2 separate regions of the Homo sapiens genome follow, and region 2 is linked to region 1. A link is a loop called in an ENCODE intact Hi-C map of the cell type or tissue named here. Cell type or tissue: PC-3. All regions are shown on one strand.

Region 1 (8,000 bases):
CGGGTGCAAACTTGTTAAATTCCTCTTTCCCTGTCCCTGCTTGGTGGAGCTGCCACGTGTGGTTCAGTTCTAAGTTCTGGACTAGTGCCACTCGATATCATTGGGAATAAATCGTTGTTCAACAGTCTGTTCCACAAACAACAGTAATTGAATTTCACAGACTTTATCCTGATTAGTGGAAATCAAATAATGGAGTGGAATCCCCATGTGTTTTCTCTTGCACAAACTTATTAGACTTGATTAGAAAACTGTTTGGAGGAAAAACTTGCCAGTAAGTTTTTTGGTTGTTGTTTTGTTTTTTTTGAAAAACGACGCAACACCATAAAGTGTAAAATTAGGGGTTCTGGCCAAGAGAGGTACTAGATTTTTTTAATGCCGAGAAAAGTCCATGCCACAGAAGTTATTGTGTATGTCTCTAGGGAGCTTTAAGAATTTCACGTTTGAACTTTACAGCTGTTTACCAATTAAATGGCAAGCTGGAAAAATACATTTTGAGAGGGGTAGAAAGAATAAGAATATAATTAAAAGTATGCTAACAAAATAAGCAGTACATATTTTTTTAGAAAATGCAGTTTAGGCCAGGCACGGTAGCTCGTGCCTGTAATCCCAGCACTTTGGGAGGCCGAGGCAGGTGGATCACCTGAGGTCAGGAGTTTGAGACCAGCCTGGACAACATGGTGAAACCCCGTCTCTACTAAAAATACAAAAAATTAGCCAACGATGGTGATGCCTGTCTGTAATCCCAGCTACTCTGGAGGCTGAGGCAGGAGAATCGCTTGAACCGGGGAGGCAGAGGTTGTAGTGAGCCAAGATTGCGCCACTGCACTCCAGCCTGGGCAACAGAGCAAGACTCCGTCTCAAAAAAGGAAAGAAAATGCAGTTTCATTCCAGCCATCCTTAGATTTCTTTTCCCCTTAAAGTGGCTGAATCCATTGGAGATGTGATTTATTTTGCAGATCCACCAATTCCAAACTTCAGGAATATTCAAGCGGGAGTCATGTGTAAGTGACAGCTTTGACAAAGAGAGACTGTGGCTGGGTGGCCCGGGTGTTGCCCACGCGGAGCAAGGATTGGTTCATTCAACGGATGGAGAGTACAGGATGGCTGGGACCTGGGAAGTTCCAGAATCTGAAAAGAGGGCAGGGCAAGAAGGAGCCAGAAGAGAGGTCCCACCCCTCAGTTGGCAGTGGGGCACGGAGGTCCGCATCAGCCAAGAACGTCCCCAGGATGCCGTGGGCACCTCATTTCACCCCACGTTTTTGGCACAGTCTACTTTTTAGGTATTTTGTAAAGGAACTTCTCAGGATTGATTATTTGCCAGAGGAACAATTAGGCCAAGAGAAACTTGCTTGACAGCCATGTGTAAAACACGTCTGTCCTAATCAAACTAGAGATGCCTCAAGGCCCACGCAGGACACAGGCAGGTTCAAGGTCATGCACCTGGAAATTTGTAGGGGAGGGTCAAGCAACTGAGGCCAAAGGGGGCCGGTAAAGTGGCTTCTGGGGTCTGAGCATCTGGAAGGCTCCTGGCAGCAGTTACCTGACAGTGTCGTTGAGGGGCACGGCAGCTGGGCCCTCACCGTTTCCGCCAGCTCTGCTGAGCCAGCCCAGCCCATGCATTCCGAACATCCGACAGCTTCTTTCTCCAGAATGTCTTCTGTCAGAGACTTCCAGGAAAGGAGCTCCCTCCTGTCTCACTGCTGTCAGCGTGGGAGCCCTGCTCCCCAGGCTCCACGTCCCCGGAAGGTCCATCTTGTCCTGGAGCACACCCAGCCCCATTCAGGGTCAGTGCAGGAGGGAACAGGGAATCTGCATTTCAGTAAGCTCCCCAGGTGAGGCTGCAGAGCAGAAACCACGGCTTTCAGACGTGAGCAGGCTCCCTGGGCTCTTGGTGTCACCCTGTTAGCCACATCTGCGGAATGTGGAAGGCAGAACATAGCCACGCTGCTTAGTGCTGCCAGCGAACCTCAGGTTGCATCAGTGGCTGGAATCTATCACAGCTGTTGGGGATACGTAACTCCCAGCAATAAATCCAGTATTTTCTTCCCTGCCCTGAGCTTCCTCTGGGTTTCTTATCAGCAGCTATTACACACAGATGTCCAGTGCTTCTAAACTAAATTGTACTGTGTAACTTTTACATCACACTTGTGTGCTTAAAAAGCACACCGTGGGTAGTGACTGGGCCAAGAGACATCACAAAGCTTCCTGATAAATTTGAATCCAGCCACGGCAAGAGCGACGTGCGGGTACCTGGTCCCTGATGCTTGGGTGCCCCGTTGAGCCTCGGGTACTTCTTGGACACTATTGTGAGAGCAGCCATCCTGGTGTCTCTGCCAGCATCTTGGGGAACGCTGTGATGGTAAAATATCTGTCTCTCCTCTGGGAATCAGGGCAGCCCTGAGAAGTGAGCAGTTCCCTTTACAGATGGATAATTGTTTGTGTAAGACCAACCAGATAAAGTCCAAACTGTGTAGAACACACGTGTGCCTCACACATAGCCATCTGAGTAAAATATTTTTTCCAATGTAGATTTATAATTAGAAATGACAGATTTATAATATAGACTTCAGTAAGTTGGGCACAGCTGTCACTTTCGTGGTATCAATAAAAGGCTAGAAACCTTGGGTGTCCTTGGCAACCTAGCCTTTGACATTGATGTTTTTCCATAGGATTTTCTTCATTTGGGTTGGAATAAAAATGCATTTTTATTCACAAGGCACAGACAGATAAGAATATCATAAGCAGGGAAGTGTCTCCAAAGGTCAGGACATATGTTTTTCTGTTGAGTGCTATATGTGGAGGTCATTGCAAGTTCCCTGATATGAGTATGGTTTCGCTTGCTACATTGTGCCTATTAAAGTAAAATTTTACACAAGCCTCGCATTTCTAAGATTAGTGTTCCTGAATGAAATGTTAAGAAAACATTAAAAGATTATCTCTTTTTAAGATGGAGGAAAAAAAGTGAACAAAGCTAATTAATCTATCATGAAAATTGCACAAAATAACATTTCTTAACAAATTTAATACAATTTTGTGTTCTTTGTTGCTAGTGGTATAAAACGAGATTTTTTTCCCTCATTTTTCTCATTGTAGATGTCATCTCTCACATTTATATCAGTGAGGTTTGAAATTCTGTGTAGCAGTTACTCAGCACATATGAGAGGGCAGCGAATGAATGAGATTTGTCATGTGCTAATAAAAGCTGAATTTTTGTAATCTAAAATGATGTATTTTCTACTATTGCTGTTAATTTGCATTGTTAAAAATTCTTAAAGTTTAATATGTTATGTTCAGTCATTGAAAGCGACCACTCATTTTTTTCTTAAAGTTGATGCCTTTTCTGCTGTGCTAGAGTCAGTATTTTGCTTCTGGCAGGAGAGCTGCAAACTGTGTATCCTCAAACAGATGCAAAAAGTAGTGCTTTGCAAAACGTTTGTTTTCTGTTTATCTCAGATTAACATCCTTTAATACAAGTTTCTTAAGTGTAACTTGTATTTCTGAAAATGCTTAAAATTATTTTATATTTCCCTTTGGGAATTTTTCTCTATTTCCAGCACGCTGATTTGATTTAAAAATGTAATAAGACCAAGAGTTGGAGTAAAGGGATATTCATTCCATGTTAAAAGTGGCTTCATAGCTACTGACAAATGTCTGAACTATTGTCGTGCCCTTCAAAACTGGAGTTTTCTAAAATAATCTTATTTTTATACTTGTATGTTCCAGCAATTTAAGATATATACCATTGAAAGGGAAATAAAACATTTTTGTTTATTTGAATAAATAATACTCCCAACCTGTTGCTTTTGGAATGTTTTGTAAATACTTCTCTTGGGTCACATGTCTGGCGGTCCATTACGTCCACTCCTTCATTGTGGGTTCCTGGAAAATGTCAAGGATAAAATGGAGTGGAAGGGAGGGTTCAGGCTCAATCATTAAGATGCAAAACATGCTGAAGGTGGGGAGGGTAAAGTGCTTTAGAGTCTGGAAACCCTACAGGTGGAAAGAAAACACCTGCAGAGAAGAAACTCAGTAAGCACATTTCAGCGGTCTTAAGGATGGGACAGATGGCTTAGCTTGGTCCTGGGGACTGAGGGTGACCAGGTTGGCAATGCCTGTGCGGTCACTCCCATGATCACCCTGCAGGGAGATGGCATTCTACCATTTCACAGACGAGAAACCATCTCTGAGTCACCTGCCCAGAAAAACACAGCTAAAAAGTGGAGAGGAACCCAGCTCTGTTCCCCTCCAACAGCCCAGCTCTTTCTCTGCACTACACTCTGGTCCATCCGCCATCCTGAACCACACTCTCAGAGCCTAATGCATCACTTGTGCCAGAAGAATCCAGTCTAGTGGTCAGTCTCTAGAGAAGGGTGTGCACCAATATGGGCACAGCAGAAGCTCTTAGTGAATGAAATGAAGATCATCCATGAGCCATGATCTAGCTGCTATGCCAATCCTTTAAATATACGCTGCTTTCAATGACTAGACACTTTTTGTCTGACAATATCCAAATGAGGAGAAAAGAAGGAATCTCCAACCATTAGGAGGTAAAGTGATAGTTACTGGAGAAACAGAGTAGAGTATCTGCTTTCTAGTAAGAAGGAGATGATTTATCCTATTTCGCCATCCCTAAGCTGGAGGGGACATAACGGATGGGATTTTCACGAGTCTGTCACTAGGTGGTGGTGTTGTAAAGCGTTGTGGTATACATAACGTTTGTGCCTCTTTCCCCATTCCGTGTAGCTTTCACAAAGCAGCTTTTTATCAAGTATGGGTATGTAAGTAGACTACATCCCAGAGCTTTTTCATTCTGTGCTTTATAGAATCTGAAAAATAGGCCAGCTAGAGGGGTACTCAATCTTAGAGGCAACCGCCAAATACACATTTCCAGCCCTGGCCTCTACCTGGGTTTTTAGACTTGTATCTCCAAGTTCCTTCTGGACGTGTCTGCTTGGCCATCACTGGGAAGGAAACTGAGGCACAGAGGTGCTATAAAGTCTCCAGGTTCTTCTGGAAATGACAGCCAGATTCAAAACACCAGTGTGTCTGGTTACCAGGCACAAGCTCAATCATTATGCCATTGCCTTTTTAAGGTTAAAGATTTAAAATTACATATGCTAAAATCAAAATGCTACGAGGAAAAAATATTGGGGAAAATATTTGTAACAAATATAAGGGCAGAAGCTGACATTTATCGAACAGCAAATTCTGGCCACGCATCCTGCCATTTCATTCTCAGAACAACCCACAACGAGGTGCACGTGGTACTAAAAACATTTTAAAACCCAAGGTCTGAAGACGGAGCTGCTCCCAAGGACAGGCTCAGGGAAATCAGGAGGTCCAGGGAGGGGAGAATCTCACCCCACAGGATGAGATGCCACAGGCCAAAGGCTTAAGAGTCATCTCAGTAAAAAATGTAAAAACAAAAAGACCTACTGTCTTCAGCATACACAGATTGTACGAAATAAGCCAAGTGTATTATTTTCTGTATTTGATGCTGTGATAGCTGGAGCCCTGTTGACCCTGAAAGGACTGCCTCTCTCAGGGTTGGCTAATTCTAAGAGAAAGTCAACGACTCCCCTGGCAGCCTGCCTTTTAGATGGAAACCCCCGATCCAGAGCGCACACCCATCCACCTCCTCTCTGGAGCTCTCACACTCAGGCCATATCCACCTGCCCTCATCACCCCAGAGCCAGGTACCAGACAACTAGGCACAATTTCCCTGCCCAAAGCCACTGAAATTATTCTAACTAGCCAAAGCTAAGCCTGCTTACCCTGCCTCTTCCCTTCTTTCCTACAGAAACCACAGTAAAGCCTCCTGTTCCGTCTTGCCCCATCCTTCGGCCTCCTGACTACCCCTGTGCTTTGCTGCGTGGCCCTCAGTGGCAGCTGTGCCTTCTGTTTTTAGGCATCTATGAATACAAAGAGCTTCTTTCTTTATGACAGTCTTTTGTGTGTCTGTGTGCCTTATTACACCTCATTAAAACAAATCCCAGATACCCTTCAAACACCAAGAATAGAAGAGTGTTAGAGTCCAGTAGAAAAACATGCAAGGGCTGTCAACCAACAGCTGGCCAAAGTGGGAATACAAATGGCCGAGAAACTGAGAAGTGTTCAATCTTATTAATGTATGCATAATATGTAAGTAATTACAGATAGAATGAACAAAGCTTTTAATTATTAATAGATGTCCAAGAGGTCACCCATCTTCTGCTTTGCTGATGGAAAGTGTAAATCAAAACAATCATTTCAAAGAGCCCTAAAAAATAGCCAAGTCATCTTTACATCAATACTTTCTTTAGAAATCTCTCCTAAAGAGATAGAAATATGGACAAAATGGGATAGGGTATAGAGCAAAAAAAGCAATTTGCTGAATATGCCAATATTTCATTGATTTTTAAAGGGAAATATCATATATGGATGTGAGAGTATAGAATTTAAGAGTGTAGTAAGTACATGAAATTCACACTAATCTATTACCCTCAAATTAGGACTCATACATAAAGGAGATGGCTTAAGGATGTTTAAATTAATTTTATTTTGTATTCAAGTAATACGTTGTAATGGTTTATTTTATGTGTCAACTTGAATGAGGCATAGGGTGCCAGGATATTTGGTCAATTATTATTCTAGATGTGTATATTAACTCAGGCCACCATAACAAATGCTATAGGCTGGGTGGCTTAAAAAAACAGAATTTTATTTTCTCTAATGTCCTTGAGGCTGGAAAGTCCAACATCAAGATTCAGTAGGCTCCTGGTGAGGGATCTCTTCCAGGCTTGCAGGCAGCTGCCTTCTTCCTGTGTCCCCACATAGCCTTTCCTTGGTGTGTGAACATGGAGATCTCTCTGTTGCTCTTTCTTTTCTCATAGGGTTGCCAATCATATTGGATTAGGATCTCATCCTTATGACCTCATTTAACCTTAATTACTTCCTAAATGCCCTATCTCTTATGCAGTGACATTGGGGTGAGGGCTAGGATTTTTGGGGGCACACAATTCAGCTCATAGCAGTGTGTCTGTGAGGGTATTTTTGGATGAGATTAACATTTAAACTGGTAGAATGAGTAAAGAAGATTGCCTTAAGGCAGGTGGGCCTCATCCAATCACTTGAAAGCCTAAATAGAATTTAAAACACCTGATCATTTTACAAGCCCAAACTCCTCCTGCTTGATTGCTTTCACCTGGGACATGAGCCTTCTACCTTCAGACTCAGACTGAAACTCCAGCTCTTCTTGGGTCTGTAGCCTGCCAGCTTTTGGACTGTAACTTACACCATTTGTTCTCCTGGGTCTCCAGCTTACAAACTGCAGATCTTTGGATTTCTTAGCCTCCATAATCATGTAAGCCAATTCTTTTTAGTCAATCTCTCTAGAGAATGATATAGATAGATAGATAGATAGATAGATAGATAAATAAATGATAGATAGATATTCTGTTTCATCTTATATATGTTCTGTTTCTGTTTCTCTGGAGAACCCTAACTAATGCATACAGTTAGTCATTATTAAACATTAAATAGTTTCAAGAAGCTTATCACGAGGTGTCTACTGCCTCACTTCTCCCCACCTCAAGGTCCTACTGTGTAGTGGTAGTTCCTCCTCCACCAAATCTTCTGTTTGCCTTGATGGTTGCTTGCATATTTCCAAATTGTATATTCATGCTCTGTTTGTTATCTGGTCAGCCAATAGCCTTGATTCCATTGATTTAGTAATTGGCAATCTGAGCATTTTCTAAATTCCTACATAGATTGGGCCCATTGCCAGACTCTCCTGATCCCATCTATGTGTCTGTTTTTGCATCTGTGCCTGCAGTTTTTGTTACTATTGTTTATTAATGTGATCTTTAATGTGTAGCTGGCCAGTCTCCCCCAGTTAATCATCTTACGTGATATTATCACAAATGTGTTCATCTAGATATCCTTTAGAAATACTGAACAACTTTCTTTAAATTCTCCTTTTGAGATTTGTTTTGGAGTTTCACTAAATTTATAAATGAATT
Region 2 (8,000 bases), 64 kb after region 1:
GGCTGAAGTTTATACAAGCTCTGATTTTTTTCTGGTTTGCTCTCACTTTCAGGATTCAACCCTTTGTGACCCCAGGCCAAATAAGATGTGGGAGATTTAACATGGCCCTGACCCTGGCTTCCAACTTCTGTTCCCTTGGCTCACATGGTTGTCAGAAGGGCTGTTCACTTCCTTACACACCTTTTCTGGAATCAGCAAATTCTCCTTGGTTAAAAGTAGCTTTTAAACGCTGGACTTACCAACCTGAAATTTAGTCTTCTCCCAGATCTTGGCCTGGGAAATTCTTAACTACCTTATTTGGTCTCTAACGTATACAACCAGATCTTTAACAACAACAGCAACAACAAAACTTGCCTCATGTTTTCTGCTTTTCTCCATGAGAAAGTCGGTTTAGATTAGCCGATTTTCTATTATCAGAAATCTCTTTCTGCTTCAAGTTATTATGGAATAGTCTCTAAACCTGTCAAAAAGCACTAAGCCTAGAAAACTCATAGGGGAGTTTAGGTAAAGGTGTCAAAACAAAATATTAAAGTTCCGTGTTCGCTATTCCAAAGCATGGAAAAAGGAGGAAGCCTTCCAAATTATTTTCATAAAGCTAACATGTCATTGATTCTGACACTTGACAATGGGAACATGCACATATACAACATGCACACACACAATTTCTGTGATCTTCAGCAATAATTACCATCTCCAGGTAAGTCATTTAGTTTTCCTGATTTTAGGGCACAATCCTCTTGAATTTGGCATTTCATATTCTACAATTTAAAGGTTAAAAATTAAGTGACATACTCAGGCATGGTGGCTCATGTCTATAATCCCAGCACTTTGGGAGGCTGAGGCGGGCAGATCACTGGAGCCCAAGAGTTCAAGACCGCCCTGAGCAGTATGGCAAAACTCCGTCTCTACAAAAAAATTTTTAAAATTAGCCTGTTGTAGTGGTGCACGCTTGTACTTCCAGCTACTTGGGAGGCTGAGATGGAAGGATTGCTTGAGCCCGAGAGGCAGAGGTTGCAGTGAGCCACGATTGCACAACTGCACTCCAGCCTGGGTGACAGAGTGAGACCCTGTCTCAATAAATAAATAGATAATAAATTAACAATAAAGTGCATCTGTGAAGAGCCTGAGCTAAATAAATGTTAGTTTTTCTTCCCCCTAGCCATTTGTCTAAATTATAAGATTGAATGCAGTGTCCAGGTCCCCTGAGAGTCCAGGTCCCCTGAGGGACTGAGTCTGTAGACACTGAGAATAGATGTGTGTGGATGAACATGGGGGTGGCGGTCTCGGGAGCTGCACCAAGGCGAATGCAGACTTTCAAGGAAAAGGTGGGGGACAGCAGATGAGACTGACATTTGGTCAGGCGAAGACTTCGCGGAGCGGGGAGAGTCGCACGCCTCTTGGTACTTGACTAATGCTTAGCTCCATTTCAGACTTATGGGAGAACAGCTGGGAAATGTTGCCAGAGGAATAAACATTGCCATTGTCAACTGTAAGTTACTAAACATTTTCTTTAAACTTCTCTAAAAGCTCTCTGGTCAGATTTTCAAAGGTACCTTGGGTTTTCGAGACTTTTGCGCGTGATTTAGTCTAGGTTTGTATTTTAATGCATTTTAAGATTATATACTCAATTATTTTTACAAGTCTCACTTCACAGATTATTTGTGGTTCTAACAACAAATAAACAACTGAAAACCAAATATAGACTTTATTTTAAAAAAAGAAAAAAACAGAGGGATAGGCCAAAGTTAGGGTTAACACCAGAAGGGCCGCCAAGGGGGTGCAGCCTGTGGTCCTGGACTGAGCCTCTCATTTGCTCCCAGAGTCCCAGTGTCTGCTCAGGGGCTGACACCATAGACCATCTCATCCTTCTGTGTGATAAAAGCCACTGCAACCTCGTGGGAAACAAAACTTGGCCTTTCTCTTAGGTCTGGAATAAAGCTCTCTCACAGTTGCCTTTGAGGGGCCCAGAGGAGAAGGAAAGGGTTTCCCACAACGTCCCTGTGAGTGAGTGGGCCGCATAGCCCCGAGACGTGAGGGCTGTGGAAGTGAAGATAAAATGCTCCCAATCTGACAGCCCTGAAGGAGGCTGTAAAGTAGGAAGTGGGCAGGCTGAGGGGGCTCTGGTGTTTCTGTGGGATGAGGCGGGTGGGCCTGGCTGAGGGGGCTCTGGTGTTTCTGTGGGAAGAGGCGGGTGGGCCTGGCTGAGGGGGCTCTGGTGTTTCTGTGGGATGAGGCGGGTGGGCCTGGCTGAGGGGGCTCTGGTGTTTCTGTGGGATGAGGCGGGTGGGCCTGGCTGAGGGGGCTCTGGTGTTTCTGTGGGATGAGGCGGGTGGGCCTGAGTGAGGGGTCTCTGGTGTTTCTGTGAGATGAGTTGGGTGGGGGAGGTATTAGTGTTCCATCAGGTGTAACCCAAAGCAAACTGGAAGAAAGTTCTAGCACAGCTTCCAGCACTTTCCTTTGACCTGGTTTTGGGGACTCTCCTCAAGGGGCCCGCCCTGTCTCTGCAGGCTGGGTCATTACATCAGTGGTGTTTGCTGGAGATAGACAGGGAAGAAATATTTCCTTCCCCAGGCCCTGGTGCCACAAGTGCGCCCTAGTTCTGTGAACTTTCTTTTAAAATACCATTTCTTTTATTTTCAGATGTAACTGGGAATGTGACAGCAACACGATGTTTTGATATGTATGAAGGTGGTAAGAAAATTTTTTCTGTTAAAATTCAAATGAATTTTAAACAGAAAATTAAGATTAAAAAGCACAAAGAAAAATGTCAACCATTTTTATTTTGTCTACTAGAAAAACGCCAGCAGCTCTCCTGAGTAATCTAGAGTGGTCTTATGTAGATCCTCTTAAACTCTAATTGAATTCATAGAACATTTGAAGGCATCATCTAGAAATGTCTTTTCTTCTGTTAGTTTTCCTCAGTCTTTCTCTTTTTAGCTCTCATGATATAATAAGAAAGAGAAAAAGCCTTTTTTTTAAAAAAAAAAAAAAGCCAAATACATTATATGTAAAATAAAGCCACCAGCATCCAGCCCTAAATATCATCATCCTTTGAAAGCTGTCACGATTACTCCTGGTGACTCACAGTGCTCTGCTGGGCTCAGGGCAAGCATTCCCGGAACCCACGGGTGCCCAGTCTTTCTCGATGGTCTCTCCTTTCTAGGCACTGACTCTTGACTGCAGTTGTTGGCCAGGATATACTATCCCCTCTTATTTTTATATATCAATGAGACTTTCAAAAACAAGTTTTTATAAAGATAGTGAAGACGAAGAATAGAAAACGCCTGCACCCACCCAATAAGAAGGACACAGTTGTACTCTGCAGTTAACCTAAGCAGAACAGTAAATAATGAGCCGCAGCGGTGAGTAACAGGGTTTGAGGTTTACCTTTATTTTATAAGGCATAGATAAGTCTCTTGGCACAGACTTGCCCACGGTCCACATGTCTCGTATTTGAGTTCTGTGGGAGTCTCTCTCCTGCACACGTCGGTGTGTTTGCAAGGCCACTCTGCTCAGTGGTCGTGGTGTGGGTGTGGGTGTGGCCCTTTATCAGTGACTACAGAGAACACTCCACCTGTGCCACACAGGCTGCTGCTTGTTAAGAGTTTGGTGATCTCATTTCTAAGGAGGGTTTTTTTTTTCTACCAGGGGCTCCACTTCTCTTGTTTGTTGGTCAAAAAAGCTCCTTATCTTGACCCCCTTTCACTACTGCCCTGAACACCTATTGCAAGTGTTAGGTTCTTTTCCTTCTACGCTGTGCCACTCACCTCAGATAGTCCCTATGGTACCCCAGTGAATGTTCACACGTCCAGAGCTAGCACACCATCTGCAGGGTTGAGCAGCGAGCGCTGGGACCCCCAAGGATTCAGAATGGACACAGAATGCAGGTGCAGGAGGAAGCCCAGCACCCAAGGCAGAGCCTCAGTGAACAGCAAAGACCCTAAAACTGACTTGCATCCCCCAATAGATAACTCTGGACCGATGACAAAGTTTATTCAGAGTGCTGCTCCAAAATCCCTGCTCTTCATGGTGACCTATGACGACGGAAGCACAAGGTGAGTGGGTGTAGGTCTGTCACAGCGGTGGGCAAGAGAAGCCAGCTGGGGCAGAGGCTGCCAGGGTCTCTCAGTGACATCCTCTGGGGACAAGCAGAAAGTCCAGGAGCAAAGTACTTCTCTAAGGAAAAAGAATGAAAGATCATGACAAAATAGATGGCATTTCTTTAAAAAAAAATTAAATCACTAACCACAGAAGTACTAGAACCTAAATCAAAGGAGTATTTCAAGGAATCAAGACAAAGCCACTGTTGACCATAATTAGGACAGACAAACTAACCTCCGGACAGAAAGCCTAAACCCAGGGTGGCATTAATAGTTACAGCAATGTGAAAGGAAATTGAGATAATTTCCCTATAGAAAGAGGAAAAGAGGCTGGGCGCAGTGGCTCACACCTGTAATCCTAGCACTTGGGAGACCGAGGCAGGCGGATCACGAGGTCAAGGGTTCGAGACCATCCTGGCCAACATGGTGAAACCTTGTCTCTACTAAAAATTAAAAAATTAGCCAGGCATGGTGGCATGCACCTGTAGTCCCAGCTACTCAGGAGGCTGAGGCAGGAGAATCGCTTGAACCCAGGAGGCGGAAGTTGCAGTGAGCCAAGATTGCACCACTGCACTCCAGCCCGGTGACAGAGCGAGACTGTCTCAAAAAAAAAAAAAAAAAAAAGAGGAAAAGAATAAAGAAATACACACATACACATTCAATACTGTACTAGAAGTGGATGTAGCTCAGTGCCTCTCAGAGTGTGTCCTACTAAGTAAACCAAACCTGTGTCTTTGCTGCAGAATGTCTAAGAACCTTCAAAGTGCTTATTTGTGTGGTGAATTTCCCAGACAGGGCTACTGACCACAGCATTTCCCAAATTTATCAGATTCCTTTTTTCATGGAGCATCTTACCAAACTGAAGTTCCTTGGCACATACTTTGAAAAATTCTGACTTAACTCACTTAGAACAATCTAAACTTAACTGTTTACTTTCCTGTCTACCCTCCTGTCACTTCCTCTAAATCTTAATGTTTGCAGTGGCAGTATTGTTTTACATTTCTTTTTCCTTTTTGATGTGGACTTTTCTGATTATGAAAAGGGGGCAGTTTTGGCATTTGCTTTCATCTTTCAGCAACTTCTCTCCACCTTATTTTGTGGTCACTAAACAAGGGGCAGAGCAATAGCCGAAAATTGTATTGGCTGAGTGTGAGCCTGAGATTGAACCCCAAAGCACAAGGGCTTTCCAGAATTGAGAAGTAGAATTCTGTGCCCCAAACTGGGGCCTAAAATGGCTCTGGATGTCCAATGGTTAACTAGAAATGTGACATTCTCAAGAAGCATGTGTGCCTCTTAGCTGCCACTGTGTGTCATGCACTGCAGCAGGAGATGAATGTGTTTAGAAACCTCCATCCAAGGATGCACAGCGTAACACATCCAGAGCAGAGTTCCTCTCCTCTCCACGTCTCCCTGAGATGCTCACATGCTTTTCCCTTTGTCCTGCAGACTGAATAACGATGCCAAGAATGCCATAGAAGCACTTGGAAGTAAAGAAATCAGGAACATGAAATTCAGGTCTAGCTGGGTATTTATTGCAGCAAAAGGCTTGGAACTCCCTTCCGAAATTCAGAGAGAAAAGGTGAGTGGTTTTAAAATGTCCCTTCCCACCAATGGTGAGTATAGTAAATGCTGTGCCTTGAAAACGTTCCTGGTGGGTTATAACTCCGTCTCCAAACATAAGAGTTGTGTCAGCTGTTTCCATGAGATCAGCATTAGATCCGGACAGAAGTTTCAAACTTCTCCAATCTCTTTCAAAGTAGAAAATTCTGAATGGGCTGTTGGTATTGGTTTTTCACCATGCTGCAGCCAACATGGTCTGTCCTGGGCCTCTCCTTCCTTGGGCAGGAGGTTTACCTCCCCAAGCTCCTGCTATGGGGAAAGTAAGAGAGCTCACCTCTTAGGATGGCTGAGAGCATGAACAGACATGGTGAATGCAAAACACTCAAAACAGGCTGGACACCAAATCAACACTGCACAAATCTGGCTTCCATTGCTGCTGCTGCTGCTGTACTAACTGGGCACGTGATTGATTCTAAGTCCCTCCCTTTATGGCCTTTATTTATCAAAGAGAAGTAAAGAGCAAAAGAATGGCGTTCTCACTTATTAACCACTAAGTCTCCTGTGAAAATTCCAACTGAGGGTTTGCAAAATGTGTGGGAGTAACAAGCTGAGCATCCGATGACAATCACAACATCCTGGAGAATTTCAGAGGGTTCTGCTCTCCAGGAAAAGATGCTGCAGTAACCGGTGCTGCAGTAACCGGTGCAGAAGAGGAGGAAATTGTGCTGCATGACCAAGGCGCGAGACTTCCCCACTATACCTTCTGAGGATAAGGGCCTCCTTTCCACTTAGCCAGAAATTCCCAGAAAGCAGAGATTTCTACATCTCCAGGGTGTGCAATAGGCCGCTTCTGATTTCAGGCTCTGACATTTGGTCCCAGTCTGCCTCCTTGTGCTGTGGATACGGGTCTGGGAAGAAAGACAAGCAACAGAAGCAGCTCGGCATCTTCTTGTTGCCATGACCACCTGAGGTAGAGGAGAAGGGGGCTGGATAAGGTGCGACTTCAGCGCAGGCCACACAACCAGACAACTTGGAACTGGTTCCCAGGAAACCCTAGACCTTCTGTGACCCCCTCTAGTCTCATGTTCCGGAGGCCCGGAAACCATGGTTATTTTAGCATGCATCTACACAAGCATGCTTTCCCCTTGTGACTTCATGTTCCTCTAGAGCCAGGAAGCCAGCCCTGCAGAACGTGTAGGGAATGTTTCCCGGGGCCCTGGCCTCGACCCCTCCTTGCTTATGACTGTGCCTGGGCACTTGCATGCACAGTGAGCCCTCATGGGTCTGCCCTAACCGAGAGGCACTCCCTGAGCTCTGATTGGTGGGGCTCCTTGGGCCCCACCACTGCCTGGACCCACACTGAGGGCAAGCTGAACCAGCCACACAATAGTGAAGCCGGGGCTTACGGTCCTGTGTTAGTTTTGCGAGGGGACGTCGTGTGATCTTAAACAAGTCACGTCACCTCTCTGGGCTCCAGCTTTCCTGCCTCCTCCAGGGCCAGCAGCTGTGCTGCAGTGTGCACCCCATTCTCCCCGGGATTTCCTCAGGCTGACCCTGGGGAGCGAATACTGGGTCCCCATCTCTCCGATCCCTTGTGTGATCCATGCCACAGGCTGTCGTCTTGAGAATGTCCAGGCTTTATCCAGCTGGCTGTGTGGTCTTGGAAAGTTATCTAACCCTCTGTGCTCAGAATCATCACCTGTGAGAGGTGAATAAAGATAGTTCCTGCCACAGAAGGGCTCCTGAACATGAAAGAAGAGAAACACATGGATCTCAGAGTGGAGTCCTGTAACCCAGAACAGCTGGGCCTTCCTGGAGCTCCCCGGGTCCTGCCCCACCAGCCCACCCCAAACCCAGATCCCTCCGCACAGCTTCTGCAATCAATGTCTCTCCCAACTTGGGTCTCCCCAAAAACCAGTGATGTCCAGGCTGTGCGCAGGACAACTGAACCAGCTTCTCAGAGGGTGGGGCCTGGCCTGGAGATTCTGATGCACGGGGAAGGGAGCCTCCTTGCGTGGATCTCCAGGAGAAAATGGAGGCCCTGGTTTCACATACACACCCACACTTCCCCTTAACAGCGTCCTCCGACTTCTCTGCTCCTTCCCCGGCTCTTACCCTGTTTTCCTCCTCCTCTTTCCTTCCTTCCCAGTTCCACAGTCTCTTCAGCATCTCCAGGGGCCTTGTCCCACCTTATCTAACCACCCCAGCTTATTTAACTAGCAAGGGCGGCGGTGAGCAGGTACTCCTGGCAGCCCGGGCGTTGTGCCACACAGGGACCCCCCCATGCACACGAGCGTCTGTGGTTATTATTACTACCAATGGTGCGGTTCTCCAGCTGAT

What was found. Hi-C counts contacts between places; a loop is a spot of excess contacts. Peaks named below come from ENCODE experiments on the same cell type or tissue, not always from the same donor. Only the 100,000 strongest peaks of a DNase experiment are listed, where the experiment ranks them.
Region 2: a loop joins it to region 1, with 2.9 times the contacts of the local background. A loop is called at or near these places in 5 of 110 quality-filtered maps.

Annotation. Positions count from the first base shown.
Region 1 is chr21:41,278,738-41,286,737 of GRCh38, forward strand. BACE2 (beta-secretase 2) reads left to right here. Exons shown (of 9, transcript NM_012105.5): 9 at 1-3,793. Among named protein-coding and RNA genes, the nearest start is that of FAM3B, 34 kb to the right of the region's middle. RefSeq lists enhancers at 1,099-1,654, 1,655-2,209. In PC-3, a CTCF peak has its summit at 4,669 (motif pointing right); a DNase peak (open chromatin) is centred at 4,674.
Region 2 is chr21:41,343,046-41,351,045 of GRCh38, forward strand. It overlaps FAM3B (FAM3 metabolism regulating signaling molecule B), which reads left to right. Exons shown (of 8, transcript NM_058186.4): 4 at 1,431-1,489; 5 at 2,641-2,691; 6 at 3,968-4,055; 7 at 5,547-5,679. Among named protein-coding and RNA genes, the nearest start is that of MX2, 15 kb to the right of the region's middle. In PC-3, no CTCF peak of the experiment used is centred here; DNase peaks (open chromatin) are centred at 3,086 and 3,376; H3K4me3 peaks cover 702 bases; H3K27ac peaks cover 1,130 bases; H3K27me3 peaks cover 2,232 bases.